2 separate regions of the Homo sapiens genome follow, and region 2 is linked to region 1. Evidence: chromatin contacts called from ENCODE Hi-C or POLR2A ChIA-PET data. All regions are on one chromosome and are shown on one strand. The core of a region is the stretch at or near the end of the contact, and the rest is flanking DNA. Distances in the headings are between cores, read along the strand shown. Region 1 holds the start of KIAA1671-AS1 (KIAA1671 antisense RNA 1). Region 2 overlaps KIAA1671.

Region 1 (5,815 bases), core at 1,893-4,392:
GGTCATCTTGGAGGACATCTATCAGCCATAACCTTGGTACATGATTTCACCTCTGTGGATCTCAGTCTCCTCTGTCAAATGGGTTCATGCAAAAAAATTCATTAGTTGATTCCTGTGAATGCTTAGAAATGGTGTTGGACATTTAGTTACCTCTTGATAAATATTAGCCACCACTGTCATCCCCTGCTGGGCTGTGAGCCCTCTGCTCTTAATCTCTATGCAGTGCCTGGCTCAGAGTAGGCACCCTCTGAATCTTTATTAAATGAATGAATGAAAGAATGAATGAGGCTGGATGTGGTGGCTCATGCTTGTAATCCCAGTACTTTGGGAGGCTGAGGCAGGTGGATCGCTTGAGTCTAGGAGTTCGAGACCAGCCTAGACAACATGGTGAAACCCTGTCTCTACAAAAATTACACACAAAAAAAAATTAGCTGGGCATGGTGGCACATACCTGTAGTCCTAGCTACCGAGGAGGCTGAGGTGGGAGGATCGCTTGAGCCTGGGAGGCCAAGGCTGCAGTGAGCTGTGATCATGCCACTGCAGTCCAGCCTGGGCAACAGAGTGAGATCCTGTATCCAAAAAAAGAAGAAGAGAGACAGGGAGAGAAAGAGAATGAATAGCTGTAAGGACTGGGAATACATAGAAAAGAAAGAGATCTGTTGGCCATATTGCCAGAGAGTCCTTTGTGATAAACTTTCTCAAGTGAGGCCCTTTGACCAGTGTCTAGAAAACAAATATTTGTTCAAAACTGAAGTGAGGTGGTGGTGGAAAGGACATAGGATGCATTCTGAGCGACCTGGGTTTCAATTGTGTACTTGGTGTCCGAACAATAAATATTTACAGAGCCCTGACTCTGGGCCAGGTACCATGTCAGACCTGGGAAAACCTGGGGTGGGAGCAGCTCTGGTGCATGCCTGGTGACATCCTTGCTGTGTGACCTTGGGCAAGTGAATCTATGTCTCTGAATCTGCATTTCCTTGTCTGTAAAAGTAGTGGGGTTGGGGGGACATGGATCCCTGCTAGAAGGAGAAACCTCCTTTAACAGGTGTGCCTGACCTCCAGGATCCAGCTGCTGCCCACCCCCTTCTAACAACCCCTGACATGTTTGGGATCTCCAGGCAGAGGACAGAAAACCTGCATGGGTCAGATGAGCGGGGCCTGGCCGAGGACAGTGGGTGTTAGGGTCTAGTCGTACCCCCAACCCCTAGTACTCCAGCCCTGTAAGGGTTAAAACCCAGGGAGCTCACGTGACCTAGTGTAAACCATGAATCATTCCCATTGCTCCCAGTGCTGAGCCTGCTGCCCAGGACAGGGCAGATGCTGTGCCCCGGGTTGCCATGGCAACTCCGCCTGTACTGAAATACAGCCCTCCCCAGTCCTTCCTGGGGGACCTCAGAGGCTGTCTCACCTGGATCAGTGTTGCCTTCCAGAGAGGGAGGGAGAGACAGCTGAAAAGGAGAGAGAGAGGAGAGACGCTTAGAGACAAGCAAGTGGAAGTTGAGACACAGGGAGAGGGAGGAGAGCGAGGCTGAGAAATCAACAGAGAAACAGACCACGAGAGGGAGACAGACTGACAGCCGACCAGAGGTCCCAAGACGCTGCCTGTAACCTTAGAGGCAGAAGCCGTTTCCCAGCAGTGCTAACCTTCCCGGGGCTGCCAGATCGCCGACATACACGCACACACACACAGAGTGCACACACATGCACACACGTGCAGCCGCATTTCCTGGTGCGCTTGCTGTGAGGGCACAGGGGTGGGTAGGCTGGCAGGCACGTGAAGTTGCCATCAGCCCCGAGGGACCGTGAGCGAGTTGGGACTTGGGGGAGAAAAAAATGGGGGCGGACGTCAGCTCCCTGGGCGGCCGCCGCCACCGCCTCCGCCTCCCCGAGGCCCCTCCTGCATTCCTGGGCAGCGAAGCCCCTCGCTAAGACGGGGGCTGATGTCATCCCGGGCTGCTCAGCCAGGGGACCCGGGGGCCCTGGTGGCTGCCTCCGGAAGTGAGCTAGCCGCCTGCCGGCCGACAGGTTTGGAATCTCCAGCCAGAGGACAGAAAACCTGCATGGGTCAGGTGAGCGGGGTCTGGCCGAGGGCAGCCGGGCAGGGGGCAGCAGGGTGCGGCAGCTTGCCCACCGGAACCTCCCAGGGTGCACCTCAGGGGGGCTGCCTACCTGAAGGGAAGTGAGGACGAGGGTGCCCAAAGGCCGCCCCCTCCACCCCCACCCCCATCCCCATCCCCCGCCTTTCGGGACCGTCACGCCCTGGAGTGAGTGCAGCCGGCTTGTTCCTCAAAGCTCCTTGTCTCGGCCGATCAGCTGGGTGAGCCCTGGAACTGGAACCTGGACTGCCCAGTGTGTTGACTTTATAACTCCGCTGGGGTGGACTCCCAGCCTGGCACTTAGCTGCCTCTTAATTCTGAGCGGCACCCGTGGATGCAGCCGGCTCCTGGCTCAGGGATGTTTACTTACCCTTGGTTTGCCTGAAGAAAGCTGCTGTTTTTAATTTTTTTTCCTCCAAGCAAGCCCAAAACTTCCATGAGCAAAAGAGTCCAAAGAGGCAAGAGGACACTGGCGTTTTAATTGCTCTCTCCCTCCCTAACTTCCTTCTTCCCTCTCCTCCTGGCTGGCCCCATGGATTACCTGGGAGATAAACTCACAGTGGCCCAGACCCACATGACCCAGTGGATGGGCACCGTGAGGAGGTCCTTCCAGGAAGCCCTCAATTTGGTGACCACCACGGTGGGCCACGAACGGACGAGTGCAGAGTCGGCCAGCCGGACCCCCTTCAAGCGTACTTCCTCCTTCCGACACCTGGCTTCCCGGAGTCGGGAATCCTTCCGCCGCTTCTCTGCTCGCAGCCAACAGAGATTTTCTTCACTGAGGAAAAGGCATACAGATTCGGAACCGCCAGATATTGTAAGCTTATTATGTTTTAAAAAATATTAAAACAACACTGAAAGCTCCTCCCCTCCAGTCCTCCCAGGGAGGGGGTCCCAGACATCAAACCGGGGAAGTTACTTCTTCCAGAATAGTTGTCAGTCAAAGCCCAGGCACTTCCTGTCCCCTGTACCTGGGAAAGAGGCACGTAGCAATAATTCCTCTCTCCTGAAGTCAGTCAGGACATTTTTGCTGGAGTCGACGTCTGTGTGGACAGGGCCAGCACGTGAGTTGGGCTGAATTTGCCAGTTGATTTATGTTTAAGTGTGAACACCCCAACCCCCGACACGAAAGCTCATCCTTCTCCCTATTTTTAGGGTGGATTAGTGGCACCTGCCTCATCTCCTCTCACCCTCCTAGGAAGCACAAGTGGCGGTGTCATGTGCACGCTGAGTTGTAGCTTTTGTCGTTCCACCGAGCTTTCATTGGATTGCCAAGGAAAGGGTCTTAGGAGACCGAGGTGTGGTGGGCGAGTTTGCCCGCTGGCCGTGAACCTTGGGTTTGGTGTGAGTGGGCCAGGGAGGGAGGCCTTGATTTCTTACTCAGGCAGGCTCGGGAGGGCTTGGATTGGGACAGCAGGGTGGAATGACAGCTAATGATTAAAACCTTGGCCTGTGTCCTGCTAGGCGACAGTGCAGAAACAATCGTAAGGTCCTTCTGATGATTTGGAGAGGTGGGACTGGGCCCAGAAAGCGAAAGTGCCTACTGTGGGGGAAGCACAGTGAGTGAGTGGCAGAGCCAGGTCCCGAACCCCAGGCTCTGACCTCCCCATTCACGGCTCTTTGCAGTCCAGCTCCCAGCAGATGTTCTCCCCAGACCCTCCCAATTAATTCAGGGCTGCCCAGGTCACTGACCAGACCTGAGCCTAAAGAGAGGGCCTGCCATTTTCACATAGGAGACTTCTGCCACCTGACTGTGTTGGCCCAGTTTATGGGAGCACTTGAGGACAGGCGAAGGGCTAAGCCAGCCCCTTTTTCTGGGTTCCTCCTAGCCAGGAGTGCTATAGTCATTAAGGGACCCAGCATTTAGGGAGGAGCCCTGAGCTGGCCCTCCCTACACTCGAGGTGGCAGGGCTCACAGCTGCCCTGCCAGGTGCAGGGGCTCAGTATCCCCTCTGCTGACCCAGAGGTGTGACTCACCCCAGGTCACGCAGCAGCCAGAGCAGGCAGTTGCAAATGCAAGGCAGGAGCCGAGCACTTGGGCATGACACGTGTCTCGTTCACAGGACGTCTCCTTCACAGTGGGTCTGTGCTTCTTTGTGGCCCAGAACAAATTAGTGGGGCTTGGATTTATGAGACAGATTCCCCAACCTCTGGAAGGTGTGACTTGCCACAGGGAAAGAAGGCCCCTCATTCATTCTGTCTCCCTCTGTGTGTATCTCTGTCTCTGTGATGTGTCTTTCTGCCTTGCTCTGTCTCTGTTTGTTTCTCTGTCACTCCTGTTCTCTCTCAGGGTATGGGGTTGGTGACAGGCAGGCTCTGTTGGCATCCCTCTTTCCCCACCCTGGGGAGTGGTGTGACCATGGGCATTGGCATGAATCCCCTAGGCGTCTTACCCTGTGTTACAGGTTGGTGCCACTGGCAGGAGTGGCCTCTCCAGCTGGTTGAATAAATGAAGTTGGGTGGTGCAGAGAACCATTCCGTGTTGCGTCGAGATGCCACCAAGAGTGTAAATACATGCTAAATACATTCAAGCTTCAGGCTCCTTCCCATGTAGCCACCCTACTGGGTGGTAGGCACCAGCTGGCCTTGGCCTTGACAGCTTGAATCAGACTCCTGGCTGAGGAGCCCTGACCCATTCTTAAGCCTCAGTTTCTTCCTGTGTCCAATGAGGAGAACCAAGGCCTTGGTATGAGATTGAAGCAAGCCCCCAGCACAGTGCCAGGCACACAGAATCTGCACACTTGTGAATGCTCTCTCTCTGTTGCTTGCCTAGATACTCTGCCTGAGCAGGATAAAGGCAGAGTTAGGATAGGAACATGTGCAGTGTTGCAGATAAGTCAACGAAACGCAAGGCCAGGGACCCCCTGCCTAGGGGTTGAGTCCTGGCTCTGCCGCTTCCCAGCTGTGTGATCTTGGACAGACTCCTTCCCTCTCTGTGCCTTGATTTCCTCCTCTGTGAAATGGGGATGATCGTGCATTGATGTGCTGGTAAATGTGTGGTGAGCGTGGCCGTTCTTAGCTTGTGGTGCTTAAAAATTAGTTCTTGTGGCAACCAAACCTTTCCTCTCAAACCATCACTTCAAAGATTTTCAATGAGCTGGAAAACCCACACACGCCCTTTTTACTCAGGGACTTCACTTAAATATTCGTTTTATGGGAAGAAACTTTTTAAAGCCACAGACAATTACTTAAGAGTTTGGGACAACAGCAGTATCCGTGGCTGGGGCTGGGAGGGGGCAGGATTTTAGTCTTTCTGACCTTGTACATGATTTATCTAAATAATCCATTCATTTCATCCTGGTTCCTGCCTCCGGCTTGTATTTACTCAGAGCAGTGTAGAAGAATCTATTGCGGGCACAAAATAACCCTCAAAGGCGTGCCCTGAAATGTTTTCTAAAGCCAGCCTTGAAGTAATTTGCTAATGGCCTGCCTGCTTCTGTGTCCAAGGGATAAAAGGGGGAAAGAGGGAAAACAAATGCTTTGTCTCTGAGCCACAAAGGCAGGAAGAGGCACGTTTATGCTGCACTCCCATGTGAGCCTGAGAAACACGCCTGGTACTCCAGGTTTAGCCGAGGAGACAAGGTGGACTCCAGTTAGAGGCCAGACAGAAAATTCCAGAACCCAGGAACAATGGCAGTGGCACAGGGGCCAAGACTGGAATAAAAGCGGGAAGTGGGGGGTCTCTGAGGCCATGGGGTGCCGCACCAAGGAGGGCTTTG
Region 2 (6,225 bases), core at 3,608-6,107, 42 kb after region 1:
TGGGTCAGGCCTCTGTGGCCTCTCACCTGGACAGTGGTGGTGGTCTCTCCACTAGTCCCCGGACTCCTCTCTTGCCCTCTCCAGCCCATCCTACGTACAGCAGGTAGAGTGTTAATCTTGTCCCTTGGAGTGGTAATTCTGTTATATAAGTCGCACATGGTCCCTGTACCTTTGCCCTAACTGCTCTTTCCCTTCCCTGGCTAATTCTTAGTCTTCATTAAAGACTCAACACAAAAGTCACCACCTCCAGGAAGCCTTCCCTGACCCCCTCCCCATGCCCTTCGTCTGTGTTGCATCCATTCCATCCACTCCAGCCTCGGCCTTTGCGCTTCCCGTGCCTGGTTGAAATGGTCGGCTTTAATATCCATCTCCCCAACTTGATTTTAAGCTTCTCCAGGGCAGCTGTCTGAGGCATGTCAGATCCTTAGCATAGTTCTGTCATACAGTAGGTGCTGATGAAGTGCTCAGTGTCCTGAGCGAGCACCAGACAACCTCTGAGCTCCCTCTCTATCCTGAGTCCTCGATCCCGTGGTTTGTGAGGCAGACGGGCATTGTTTTCCTCTGCTGTTCTCATCACTGCATGATGATGTTGCAGAGGAGGCCACCTGATGGGAGCAGCCACAGTTGGCCTAAGAGGGTGGCTGCTTTCTGCCTGGCAGCAGAACCCCTGGATTCTAGGGATGGACCCCCATTTTACAGAGGGGGAAACTGAGGTCCTGAGAAAGTGACTTACCTGAGGCCATACAGCCAGGGACGCAGGCTCTGTCGGCCCTCTGAGCCCTTTCCCTGTGCTAAGCCATGGCAGTGGGTGGCAGTCCAGGGCAGTGGAATTTTCAGGAAGGTGCTGCCTGCACTCTTTCGGGCTGCCCCTGCCTCCCCCGACACCCCAACACCCTTCTCTAAGGCCTAATCTGCCTGCTCCTCACCTGGACTCTACCTCTCGCTCTTCCCTGGCATGGTCTCATAAAATACCAAGACTCGGGAAATAGAACTCGGGCGTAGCTGGATGCCAGGCAGAGTGAGCCGGTCTGTAACCAACACAATGCCAGCTCTCATGGCGGTGGGGAGAATATGCAAATTGGGGGCTGAACAGCACCCCGCTCCTCAAGTCCGTGGGTGGGAAAATCATAATGTGTGCGTAACTGTGTTGGTTTATGACTGTGTTCTGGGTCCTTTGCTTTTTTTTTTTTTTGAGATGGAGTCTCACTCCATCGCCCAGGCTGGAGTGCCGTGGCGCAATCTCGGCTTACTGCAAGCTCCGCCTCCCGGGTTCACACCATTCTCCTGCCTCAGCCTCCCAAGTAGCTGGGACTACAGGCACCCGCCTCCACGCCCGGCTAATTTTTTTTGTATTTTTAGTAGAGACGGGGTTTCACCGTGTTAGCCAGGATGGTCTCTATCTTCTGACCTCATGATCCGCCTGCCTCGGCCTCCCAAAGTGCTGGGATTACAGGCGTGAGCCACTGCGCCCGGCCCCTTTGCTTATTTTAAAAGAATTACTCAAGCAAACCATGCCCATTGTAGAAAAATAAGTTTATAGAGAGAAACAAGAACAAGGTTATTTAGCATCCCATCCCCTGGAAATGATCCTTATGACATATCTGTATCCTTTAAGAATTTTTTGCATTTATATATGCAACATATATACATATATGCATATATAATAAATATATAAATAAATATATATGTATACATATATTTTTGTTTATATACACATATGTATATATAGACAGATCAACAAAGTCCAGTTATACAACATCAACATGAACTCTTTTTTTTTTTTTTTTTTTTGAGACGGAATCTCACTCTGTCACCCAGGCTGGTGGAGTGCAGTGGTGCAATCTAAGGTCACTGCAACTTCTGCCTGGGTTCAAGCGATTCTCATGCCGCAGCCTCTCCAGTAGCTGGGACTACAGGTGTAGTCCACCACACCTGGCTAATTTTTGTATTTTTAGTAGAAATAGGTTTCACCATGTTGGCCAGGCTACTCTCCAACTCCTGGTTTCAAGGGATCTTCCCGCCTTGGCCTCCCCGGCCTCCCAAAGTGCTGGGATTACAGGTGTGAGCCACCGCACATGGCCAACTCTTTTTTTCTTTTTGAGACAGGTCTTGCTCTGTTGCCCGGGCAGGAGTGTGGTGGTGCTATCTTGACTCACTACAGCCTCTGCCTTTCAGGTTCAAGCAGTTCTGGTGCTTCAGCCTCCCGAGAAGCTGGGACTACAGGTGTGAGCCACCACGCCCGGCTAGTTTTTGTATTTTTATTAGAGACTGGGTTTTGTTATGTTGGCCAGGCCGCTCCTGAACTCCTGGCCTTAAGTGATCCGCCCGCCTAAGCCTCCCAATGACATGGATTCTTTTGTAGCTAGTGTCCGTTCATTTTCCCTGCTTTGACTGACTTCCTGTGTCAGTGAATATAGACCAGCAGCCTCATTTTCAGTAGCTGCGCTATATTCTATTTTTCAGGTTACGCCCACTTTATTTCGTCAGGCCCTGAATGATTTTTGGATACTTAGATTGCTTCCAGTTTTTCTGTCTTATAAATAATGCTGCAGTGAACATTACTGAGTATTCATTCTCACACACCTGCATAATCAGAACAACTTTTAGCAGTAGAGTGACTGGGACCCAGGCCAAGCCCATATGCAGTTTTAAGGCTGTGCTGCACATTGCTGAGTGGGTTTAAAAGTCCATTTTCATGGCCATTTACATGTGTGTGTGAGGTGATTAAATCACTCCCATGTCAGCTAAACCTTGCTGTGAGCACATGTGTACACACAAACACAATGCATGCAGGCACACAGACACATGCATGTACAGAGGAACATACACTGACTAGTTGCCTAATTTCTCTGAGCTTCAGTTTTCTCCTGTATAAATGCCACACCAGGTTTGCAGTCCCCAATCCACCCTTCTGAAATTCAAAAAGCTCTCATTTGAGCAAAACTTGCCCCTGTACCAATGCACCTGGGTGAGTTGGTCTGTCACCCAGGCTGGAATGCAGTGGCGCGATCTTGGCTAACTGCAACCTCTACCTCCTGAGTTCAAGCGATTCTCCTGCCTCAGCCTCCTGAGTAGCTGGGATTACAGGTGCATGCCACCACGCCCAGCCAATGTTTGTATTTTTAGTGGAGATGGGGGGTTTCACCATGTTGGCCAGGCTGGTCTCGAACTCCTGACCTCAGGTGATCCACTCGCCTCGGCCTCCCAAAGTGCTGGGATTATAGGTGTGAGCCACCATGCCTCGCCTAATTTTTGTATTTTTATTCCTGATTTTTTTTTAATGCCACATGGTAAGGCTCTTCCTATGTGTCATGAAATATTAACATGTTTGCTTGTGGAGTGTTGTCCTACTCACATGTTCATGAACCTTGTTTTCATTTATCATCCCCTAAGGGGCCTTTCTAAACATTTTTTCCCTAGTTGCCTTCCCAGTAACTGTACTACCACATAGTATAGTATATCAATAGTATATCTGTACTGCCACAGATAAATTGTATATCTGTATATGTACCATATGCATATCTGTGCATTATACATTGAAAGATATTTTTCCCACACATCCCCCAAGAAACAATTTTCCCCGCTTGGGGATAATACCACTCCTGTTGAGACTGCACCAACTAGACCAGTAGTTCTCAACCTGGTGTGACTTTGCCCCCAGAACATTTGGCCTTGTCTGGAGACATTTTTGGTTGTTGTGATGGAATGGGGTGCTACTGACATTGGTGGCTGGAGTCCAGGGATCCCACATTGCACAGGACGGCCCCCACCACATGTCCGTAGTGCCATGGTTGGGAAACCCCATCCTAGACCTCACTGGGGGAATCTCACAATATGCAATATACCCATGCATTGCCTTTCTAAAACCTGAAAAGTCCTGAGTTGGAAACATACCTGGCCCCTGGGTTTGAGATTGGGGCTGGTGGAGCTGTGACAGTAGAACCCGCCTCACGGTGTTGGTGAGAGGCCCCTTTGGGGGCTGGCATAGTCAAATGCATTGCTGGGCACCTGCCCCACAGTGTGTGCTCGCCCAGGAAGAACCCAAACGCCTAGAGTCCTGGGCACTCGGATGTTGCCCTACATTGAGAAATGGGCCCTTCTGCCACAGAGCATCCTGGCTGCAGCATCCCAGAGGCCTTTGGGAGCCTTGACGAATCAGAGAAGTGCAGTCCCTGCCCAAGGCTGCACAAGCTTCTAAGTGCTGGGGAGCCAGGATTGGAGCCCGGGTCTGCCTCACCCCAAGGCGCCTGCTAACCTGGTGTCTCTTCCATGAATCCTGTGACCTTCAAGGTCTGCAGCTGACATCCTAGCACCTCAGGGCCAAGAGACTACTTCTTTTCTTCGCTGCTTCAGGCATTCTTGGGAGGTACAGAGAGGTATCAGGGAGGAGGACAGTCTAGGTGTGACTTCTCAGTCAGCCAAGTAAGGTCCGGCTCCAAGGATGTCCAGGGTTTCCCTACGTGCCCGAAAGCCTGCCTATGCAGTGGGTTTGTTGTTTTATTTGGGGGCTTTGATCCAGGCACTGTGTCTGCCTGAACTGGCCTCTGGGTTCTCCACATGCACCAGCTTTGCAGCCAGCTGATAAGCTGCCTTCAACGGCCCTAGTCCCTGTCTGTGTCTCAGGGCTCACAGTTGTGGCTTCCAGAGAGCTCACCAGATTGCTCTGATCAACTTAGGACCTAACACCCATATGATGCGCAGATAATCACTTGCTCATTCCTCCTCAGGACAGACAGGAACCACTGCAGGAGCTCGTTCTGTCCTGACTTGGGCATTGTTAAGGGTTGGCCAAAGATATACCATCCACTTGGGTGTTTTCCAGGGCCTCTGGCTTACCATGGGGTGGATTGGGAAATGGGGTGGGTGGAGCTAGCTGTGAGTTAGAACAGACAGCACTCTAGGCCTGGGCAGAGTCTTTGAACAAAGCCACAGGCTGGGCTGAGCACCAGAAGGAAACAGAGCCCTTGGCTCTGTCTCAGGCAATGGAATGTCAGCCCGACTGGTTTTCCCCCTTTCCCTGGGGTGGGGTGTTCATCAACAAAGGACTCTCCTTGCTGGTTGACAGCCTGAGGTTCCAGGCACCCCCTCAGCCCCACTGCGAGGTCCCCAACTCCAGAGGAAGAGAGACTCCATTCATGCTGAGCTTCCTATAGGCCCCAGCTCTGCCAGGCCAGCCATGCAAGGCTGCTCTGCAGGGCAGATGAGAGGGGGCTGTCCAGGCACACAAAATAGTAGGCTCTTAATAGATACGATGCTTAACTTCCCCAGGCTGTTCCTTCTGGCTGCTTTGCCTTCCCTGATATCCCCACCTGTCTTGTCACACCCTCCTCAGAGCCCTCTGTCACCTGCCACTCAGGCCTTCTGCGCCCTCTCCCCCACTCTGTCTGAGGCCCAGGGGACCTTGGATACTTGGGATAGGAAACTTTGATTAATCAGCGGACCTCAATTTGAGATGGCATTTTCTGCCCCTTGCTCTTTTTAAACCTATTCATAATAATTTTAGCATCTTTCCACATCAGCCCTTCAATTTCTACCTTCTGAAGAGGCAGTCATTGTTTTGAATGGAGACACCATGTTAATTCCCTTGCACTGATAAGCTATAGTTTAGGTATCAGGTGCTCTTGTGGAAGGGCAGTTGGGTTGTGTGTTTGCTGTTACCAAAAACAGTGCTGCTGGGACCATTCATTTGTGTGTGCATTTGTGTGTGTATTATATATGTTTTGTGTGTATGTGTATTTGTGTCTGTTTCTATGTATTTGTGTATGTGTGTGTGGGGGGGTTTTTGTAGGTATGCATTTGTGTATATTTGTGTGTATGCAGCTGTGTGTGTGTGTGTATTGGGTGCATGTATTTATATGTGTTTTTGTGTTGTCTATTTTTTGTGTATGTGTGTGCATTGGTGTAGATGTTTGTGTGTGTACATTTGTGCATGTGTATGTGCTTGTGTATATTTGTGTTTGTGTGAAAGTGTTTTTTGTGTATATGCATTTGTGTGTGCATATGTAAGTATTGTGTATGTGTGTATGCATATCTGTGTGTTTATACATGTGGTTATGTGTATATTTTTGTGTATGTGCATTTGCATGTGTATATACCTATGTGTGTATTTGTATTTATGTACCTGTGCTTGTGTGTATTTGTATATATGTGTGTTTATGTATATTTTTTCTGTGTCTATGCATTTGCCTGTATATGTGTGTATTTGTATGTATGCACCTGTACTTG

Evidence for each region. Hi-C counts contacts between places; a loop is a spot of excess contacts on that map. ChIA-PET counts read pairs that join two places held with the same protein, here RNA polymerase II (POLR2A). Pooled maps may share reads with other maps.
Region 2: a map of PC-9 shows a loop between it and region 1 (4-fold over the local background). The contact joins the enhancer-like site here to the promoter of KIAA1671-AS1 in region 1. A Hi-C loop is called at or near these places in 23 of 168 maps with a recorded cell type or tissue (CD4-positive, alpha-beta T cell, Caco-2, HepG2 and 16 more) and 15 of 50 pooled maps. POLR2A ChIA-PET finds 5 or more read pairs at or near these places in 12 of 52 experiments (CD8-positive, alpha-beta T cell, GM12878, H1 and 8 more).

The regions. Positions count from the first base shown.
Region 1 is chr22:25,109,550-25,115,364 of GRCh38, forward strand. It overlaps KIAA1671-AS1 (KIAA1671 antisense RNA 1), which reads right to left and starts at 3,143. Exons shown (of 5, transcript NR_038941.1): 1 at 3,068-3,143; 2 at 2,638-2,874; 3 at 1,409-1,448; 4 at 452-569. The region is part of intron 6 of KIAA1671; the gene reads left to right. RefSeq lists enhancers at 1,098-1,960, 1,961-2,822.
Region 2 is chr22:25,149,659-25,155,883 of GRCh38, forward strand. All of the region lies in intron 6 of KIAA1671, which reads left to right. Among named protein-coding and RNA genes, the nearest start is that of KIAA1671-AS1, 40 kb to the left of the region's middle. Within about 2 kb of position 4,858, at least 17 of the 41 ENCODE cell types and tissues checked have a DNase peak (open chromatin) inside an H3K27ac peak, as active enhancers do; they include PC-9, ascending aorta, breast epithelium and 6 more, where a contact is called at or near this core.